Linked DNA regions of Homo sapiens: all the other regions are linked to region 1. A link is a loop called in an ENCODE intact Hi-C map of the cell type or tissue named here. Cell type or tissue: Caco-2. All regions are shown on one strand.

Region 1 (2,500 bases):
CATAGCAGATAACTCTTTATGGTTTGTATTGCATAAAATTATAATTGGCATCCACATACAAATTTTGTATTTTGGGCCACCTTCCAAAATAATTAATTGATTTGTATATTTTATAGCACTGCCTGAGTTAGACGAGGTTCAAGGGGGCTTAATTGCCTTGCTCAGAACCTCAGCAGGAAGGAATTATTACTGCCTGATCTAGATTTAGAACGTATGAGATTTTTTCATTTCTGTCTTTTACACTGTAGTTCTTTCTTTGGAATTAGGTAAATCATAGAAAATCCCGGCCGGGCGTGGTGGCTCACGCCTGTAATCCCAGCACTTTGGGAGGCCGAGGCGGGCGGATCACGAGGTCAGGAGATCGAGACCATCCCGGCTAAAACGGTGAAACCCCGTCTCTACTAAAAATACAAAAAATTAGCCGGGCGTAGTGGCGGGCGCCTGTAGTCCCAGCTACTTGGGAGGCTGAGGCAGGAGAATGGCGTGAACCCGGGAGGCGGAGCTTGCAGTTAGCCGAGATCGCGCCACTGCACTCCAGCCTGGGCGACAGAGCGAGACTCCGTCTCAAAAAAATAAATAAATAAAATAAAATAAAAATAAAAAATAAAAATAAAAAAAAGAAAATCCCTATTATGTTTGTGGTGATTTTTACTCTCTGAGGTTAAACCTCTTTACAGTTGAGTTGATTATATGTCATAATTTTAATGAACTAAATATGTATTTAGGTTTAGGGAAGAGGAACACAATCTATAGTTACAATAATAAAAAGGAATGGAGTAATGTTTATCAAGCACTTGCTAGGTAACAGCCTCTAGGCTAAACATTTTGCACACATCATCTAAATGAACCTCTATATTTCAGCTGAGAAAACTGATCCTCAGATACATTTTTTTCATGTCATACAGCAGGCAAGTGGCAGAGTTGGCGTTTGAACTTCAGCCTTTTTAACTCTAGAGGCTAACCTCATTTGGAATTTTTCAATTATGATTTTACCTGAACCCTCTCAGTATTTGGTTGTTTTATTTTCCTCTATTAGAACTAAACTTCAGTTTTGTCTCTTGACAGAAAAATATTTTGTTAGTGTGGTAACAGAAACCAAAGACAGCTGCTGGTTATTTAATGAAGATCAGATCTTGGGTGATTGTGATGCGATGGGATAGGATGGAATACATTTGGGTCCACAGTATGGTGAGGGAGCTTTTCTCCCTAAAGGTTATTGGATTCTAGTCTCCGAAGAAGTACTTTCCTACCACTTGGTGGCAGTAGCTCCCAATTAATTAACAACTAAAATATTGATCGTTACCTCTAACTGGGAGTGATTTGTAAAAAGGATTACTTCCTTCAATTAATTAATTTTTCCATGTAATACATGTATTTCCACTGGTCTCTCCCATGCATATTTATTTATTATTTATTATGATTATGATTTTCTGGGGCATTGCTTACAATGCTATCCTGCATCTCCTAAGTTAAAATCCTTGCGTTTTCCTTTATAACAAAGTTTATACATAATGACAATATAAAGGTTTCCTTCATTCAACCTTATAGATTCAGAGATGTTCACTGTGGCTGTCCAAAAAAAAAAAAAAAAAAAAAAAAAAAACAGTGTAATGACAGAACTTAGAAAGAATGAGAGCTTATCAAACCAGAATTAGAAGAGACATTATAATCATTGAGCATTAACTTATTACTATGCATTTACAATAATCGAGGAACTTTAAGTGTGTTGTCTCTATACACACAACCAGTCCATTTTATAGAACAAGAAACAGGCTCAGAGAAATTTAAGTGATTCTGTCCGCTTAAACGCAGTGTATACAGCTCATAAATGGCAGAAGCAGGACACAAATCCAGTCGTCTGACATAAACATGTCCACCCTCCTCTGTGTCATGCTCCGTCTGATGATGGTAGTACTATGCCTAAGGGAAGACATGTACAGAAAGACTTCAGGAGGGAATATCAAAATTCTAAGAATGCTGAACTCTCCAACGTAAAGACAAGTAAAAGAAATGAGTTCATAGTGATCAAGATACATTTTGCTTAGCTAAAAGGCAAGTGGAAATTTGGAGTGGTCTACTAGAATGAGATAAGGCAGAAAGTTTTTTAGGAGGTAGAGACAATATTTGCCTTAAATAATTATATGAAATTGAAAGCAGAAGACTAGAATAAAAAATTACTATTCCTTAAAATCATGTTTTCTTAGCATATGTTAGGTCACAATAAAATGTTTATATGACTATTTTCAATTTAATAAAATATTGGAATATAACATTTTATGCACATTTTATTCTTAAACTAGAAAATTATTATGAATCAATGTAAATAGTGATTATCTCTGAGTGGCAGGATTATTGGCAATTTTAATGTCATTTTGTTATTTTGTATTTTTCCAATTTTCTACAGTAAACTTGTAAAAAATGATAGGATACTAAGTATAATATTTCCAGAAATTTGTCCTGATCACTTTATTTAGGCCATTGGTCTATGGCTTTTACATTT
Region 2 (2,500 bases), 790 kb after region 1:
TACAAAAATTAATTCAAGATGGATTAAAGACATGAACGTTAGACCTAAAACCATAAAAACCCTAGAAGAAAACCTAGGCATTACCATTCAAGACATAGGCATGGGCAAGGACTTCATGTCTAAAACACCAAAAGCAATGGCAACAAAAGCCAAAATTGACAAACGGGATCTAATTAAACTAAAGAGCTTCTGCACAGCAAAAGAAACTACCATCAGAGTGAACAGGCAACCTACAAAATGGGAGAACATTTTCACAACCTACTCATCTGACAAAGGGCTAATATCCAGAATCTACAAAGAACTCAAACAAATTTACAAGAAAAAAACAAACAACCCCATCAACAAGTGGGCCAAGGATATGAACAGACACTTCTCAAAAGAAGACATTTATTCAGCCAAAAGACACATGAAAAAATGCTCATCATCACTGGTCATCAGAGAAATGCAAATCAAAACCACAATGAGATACCATCTCACACCAGTTAGAATGGCGATCATTAAAAAGTCAGGAAACAACAGGTGCTGGAGAGGATGTGGAGAAATAGGAACACTTTTACACTGTTGGTGGGACTGTAAACTAGTTCAACCATTGTGGAAGTCAGTGTGGCGATTCCTCAGGGATCTAGAACTAGAAATACCATTTGACCCAGCCATCCCATTACTGGGTATATACCCAAAGGACTATAAATCATGCTGCTATAAAGACACATGCACACGTATGTTTATTGCGGCACTATTCACAATAGCAAAGACTTGGAACCAACCCAAATGTCCAACAATGATAGACTGAATGAAGAAAATGTGGCACATATATACCATGGAATACTACGCAGCCATAAAAAATGATGAGTTCATGTCCTTTGTAGGGACATGGATGAAATTGGAAATCATCATTCTCAGTAAACTATCGCAAGGACAAAAAACCAAACACTGCATGTTCTCACTCATAGATGGGAATTGAACAATGAGAACACATGGACACAGGAAGGGGAACATCACACTCTGGGGACTGTTGTGGGGTGGGGGGAGGGGGGAGGGATAGCATTAGGAGATATACCTAACGCTAAATGACGAGTTAATGGGTGCGGCACACCAGCATGGCACATGTATACATATGTAACTAACCTGCACGTTGTGCACATGTACCCTAAAACTTAAAGTACAATAATAATAAAATAATAATTAAAAAAAAAAAGAGTGCGGAAGCCTATCCCTGTGAGTGTGGAGACCTCAGGAGACAAAATACATTTTACCTAAGTACAGGCTAACCACTCAATTCATCTTAGCATGAGGCGACACATAAATCCAGGTTTCACAGTCATCTCCAGTTATACTTCCTAGTTCGCTCCCTGTAACATTTGAACCCTTTACATACTGGTGCGTAAACACACCCAGAGAGTCAACCTAAGTGATTTCAAGTAGTCCACTAGGTGGCAGAGGTGTTTACGAGGAAGTGAAGCTCAACAATGCTCAAGTCTCCAATAGTTCAGCAAGCCAGGAAATGAAAGAGAACCTAATTGGAGAATATATGGTATTTCTGAATTACAACATAAATATGTATTAAACTGTGAATCTACCCCACCCCCAAACACATACCACACTACAGGGGTTTCAATTTTAAACAAGATATGAAAAACCATCAAAAATAGCAGCAGCTACCTGAGTCAGCCAACAATGCTATTTTAAATAATTTTTAAATAATTAATAAACATAATTCATCACGTAATTAAAGACAAAAACCACATGGTTATCTCAATAGATGCAGAAAAGGCCTCCAATAAAATTAATCATCCCTTCATATAAAAAACTCCCAATAAACTAGGTATTGATGGAACATACCTCAAAATAATAAGAGCCAATTATGACAAACTCACAATCAGTATCATACTGAATGGGCAAAAGCTGGAAGCATTCCCTTTGAAAACAGGCACAAGACAAGAATGTCCTCTCTCACCATTCCTATTCAACATAGTATTGGAAGTCCTGGCCAGGGCAATCAGGCAAGAGAAAGAAATAAAGGGTATTCAAATAGTAAGAGAGGAAGTAAAACTGTCTCTGTTTGCAGGTGATATAATCCTGTATCTAGAAAACCCCATCATCTCAGCCCAAAAACTTAAGTTGATAAGCAACTTCAGAAAAGTCTCAGGATACAAAATCAATGTGCAAAAATCACAAGCATTCCTATATACCAACAACAGACAAGCAGAGAGCCAAATCATGAATGACTGCGCATTCACAATTGCTACAAAGAGAATAAAATACCTAGGAATATAGCTAACAAGGGAAGTGAAAGACCTCTTCAAGAACTACAAATCATTGTTCAAAGAAATAAGAAAGGACACAAACAAATAGAAAAACATTCTATGCTCATGGATAGGAAGAATCAATATCATGAAACTGTCCATATGCTTAAAGTAATTTATAGATTCAATGCCATTCCCACTAAACTACCATTGACATTCTTCACAGAATTAAAAAAAACAACTTTAGAATTCCTGTG
Region 3 (2,500 bases), 690 kb after region 1:
TGTCTTCCACATTCATCACCTTTCAACAGTGAGTGTGACTGATTCTTCCTGGATGCTGGACAAGAGCCCAGGTGTCTAGAGGGCAGGGGCTGCCCCCTTGACCCTCTACTGAGCTGATTGGCACTTAGCTGTCCCTGGATGGCAGAGCTGAAAGAGCATTGGTTGTAAGACGCTTGGATGCTGCTGCTGCAGTGCCCGCATAGAGCCTGCTCCCTCCAGAGAGGAGTGACCAGCCAGTTCCAGCATTTGTTCGCTCTGGTTCCTACAGTTGCTCACTCACACACTCCCTCCCGCAAGGAGTGGCCAGCGACAGGCTGAGTGGAATAAGCCACTCCAGGTGCTGCCCACAAAGGGGTCAAGGGAACTAACCCGTCTCATCTGCTGGCTCACCCAGGTTATGTCAGACAAGTGAGCTCATATGGAAATGTCTCTCTTTTGGGTGAAAGGAACGTTGGTTTTGTGGCTCTGTTTCCCTTCACAGAGGTCTAGCTGTTGACTAGGACCAGAATATGGTGCTGAGGAACCGAAGGAATCTGGCTGAGGCTACTCCTCAGTGTTGTTGGAAGGTCCCAAGACTGAACTCTGTCCCCGACCACCCTAACAGGCATCGGCCAAGACCCTCAGACTTTGCTGTGGTATCTTTGTATCTTTTCTTCTTTCACGGCTTCAAACTGCTCCTATCTCTTCTTTAACAATGTTAAACTGCAGATATGTTAGCACACCAGCGCCTGCGAAGCCTTTCCTCCCATGACTGAGGGGTCCTTATCAGGTGAGGGATACACTGATTAAAGGAACCCATTTCCATAGAGCAAGAAGGTCTTTCCCCCGGTCTCCTTCCTTATGCACTTTAAGCTGTTTTTTTTTTCTTTTCTTTTCTTTTCTTTTCTTTTCTTTTCTTTTCTTTTCTTTTCTTTTCTTTTCTTTTCTTTTCTTTTCCAAGTGAGAGGATCCCCTTCCCACCTCAGCACTCTGCTTATGATTGGGAGGCAACAGAGGAGCGACCCCTGCTGGCTGAGAACTGCAAATTTGGCAAGACCCATCTAGGACTTAATCTAAATGAATCCGCGCAGCTCCTGAAATAACTTTTTGTCTCAAACTAGATTCCAACCTTCAGATTGAAGCCCTAGAAAGGAAAACCAGATCTGAGGGCTCCAAAGCCAGGCAAAAGACACAGTGTAAGTGGGTGGGACTAATTCCTGCCGATTAAACCACTGCTTCATGGAAGGAGGTCAGGCTCCAAGGCATAAATGAGGCCCAGGGACTCGAAGGTTGTCAATAGTAGGGGAGGTAGAGGCATAGGTGAGTGTGGATAATTCCTATTCTCTAGGCCCTCCCTGATTCATGGGTGCAAGCCACATTGGCACGCACGGGTGGCACCCGCCAAGGTTGCTGGGACTTGGGGATACAAAGACAGAAGAGAAAGGAGATGCCTGCTTTCTCTCTCCCTCATACCCTGGGTTATTGCTGAAAGAAGGAAGGGAATTGAAGGACCCCCCATTCCCTGTCTTTCAGAATGGGCGGCAAGCTATCTTCACCACCCTTTCAAAGCTAGGTTTGAGTCCCTTTGAGATGATGTATGGACAGCTGTTTCTCACCAATGATCTCTTGCTAGACCAAGAGAACTCCGACTTAATTAAACATTATAACCTCTTTGGCTCACTTCCAACAGGAATTGAAACAACTGTTGGAGGCCCAGTCGCATGAACTAGGGCCACCTCTGTTCAACCCAGGGGACCTGGTACTGATGAAAACACTTTTTCCTTTTCTCCCTCTCTGGCGTAGACTGGGAGGGACCTTACACTGCACTTTCTACTCCTATGGCAGTAAAGTTCACTAAAGTAGATTCTTGGATTCACTATACCCAAATAAAGGCCTGAGAAGCTGACGGGATTACCCGTCAACCCAGAAGAGCACCCAAAGTACCAATGTGAAGAGATCGGAGACCTCAAGCTAAAAATCTCAAAAGATAAGTGTTAATAATAAACCTTCCATGGATATCCTCTTTATAGTCTTGCCTACACTTGCTGTTCCTACCTTTGTTCTGTTCTATACCGCGAGGCACAATATTGTTTTCAGAATGATTAGTATGTTTTGCTTCTTATTTCTGTAATCTTTGGCACTCAATTCTTCCCCTGCATAATACACATATTTGACCCACGCACACGTCACCTTGTAAAACTTGTTTATTTCTCTTGCCTGGAGGCCATCAAACTCCAAAGAGGCAGGCAGCTGGAGCCTCAGATGATGGCTTTCTTTTGCTGGGGATCCTTGGGTAGACCTCTGGGAGGAATGTGGCTGTCATTTTCCCCAAACAACACCCCCTTTCAGCAGGAAGTAGCTAAGACTTGTCATTGTCCATATTCTAAGGGCAGTTAGATGTGCCTCTTCAGAGAAGGGAAATGATACAGAACGTCTGGGCTCCTAGCTAAACCCCACTCTTAAGCCTGGAACCACAGCCCTAAATGAAAACAGCTGACCCTGTTTTTCTGCCCAAATATTG

What was found. Hi-C counts contacts between places; a loop is a spot of excess contacts. Peaks named below come from ENCODE experiments on the same cell type or tissue, not always from the same donor. Only the 100,000 strongest peaks of a DNase experiment are listed, where the experiment ranks them.
Region 2: it touches region 1 in a loop (5-fold over the local background); 2 of 110 quality-filtered maps call a loop at or near these places.
Region 3: it touches region 1 in a loop (3-fold over the local background); 8 of 110 quality-filtered maps call a loop at or near these places.

Annotation. Positions count from the first base shown.
Region 1 is chr7:19,746,689-19,749,188 of GRCh38, forward strand. All of the region lies in intron 1 of TMEM196 (transmembrane protein 196), which reads right to left. The region is part of intron 1 of LOC107986774 (a long non-coding RNA gene); the gene reads left to right. Among named protein-coding and RNA genes, the nearest start is that of TMEM196, 26 kb to the right of the region's middle. In Caco-2, a CTCF peak has its summit at 1,267 (motif pointing right); no DNase peak of the experiment used is centred here.
Region 2 is chr7:20,537,974-20,540,473 of GRCh38, forward strand. No RefSeq gene overlaps it. Among named protein-coding and RNA genes, the nearest start is that of ABCB5, 76 kb to the right of the region's middle. In Caco-2, a CTCF peak has its summit at 1,411 (motif pointing right); no DNase peak of the experiment used is centred here.
Region 3 is chr7:20,439,905-20,442,404 of GRCh38, forward strand. No RefSeq gene overlaps it. Among named protein-coding and RNA genes, the nearest start is that of ITGB8-AS1, 110 kb to the left of the region's middle. In Caco-2, a CTCF peak has its summit at 994 (motif pointing left); a DNase peak (open chromatin) is centred at 1,027.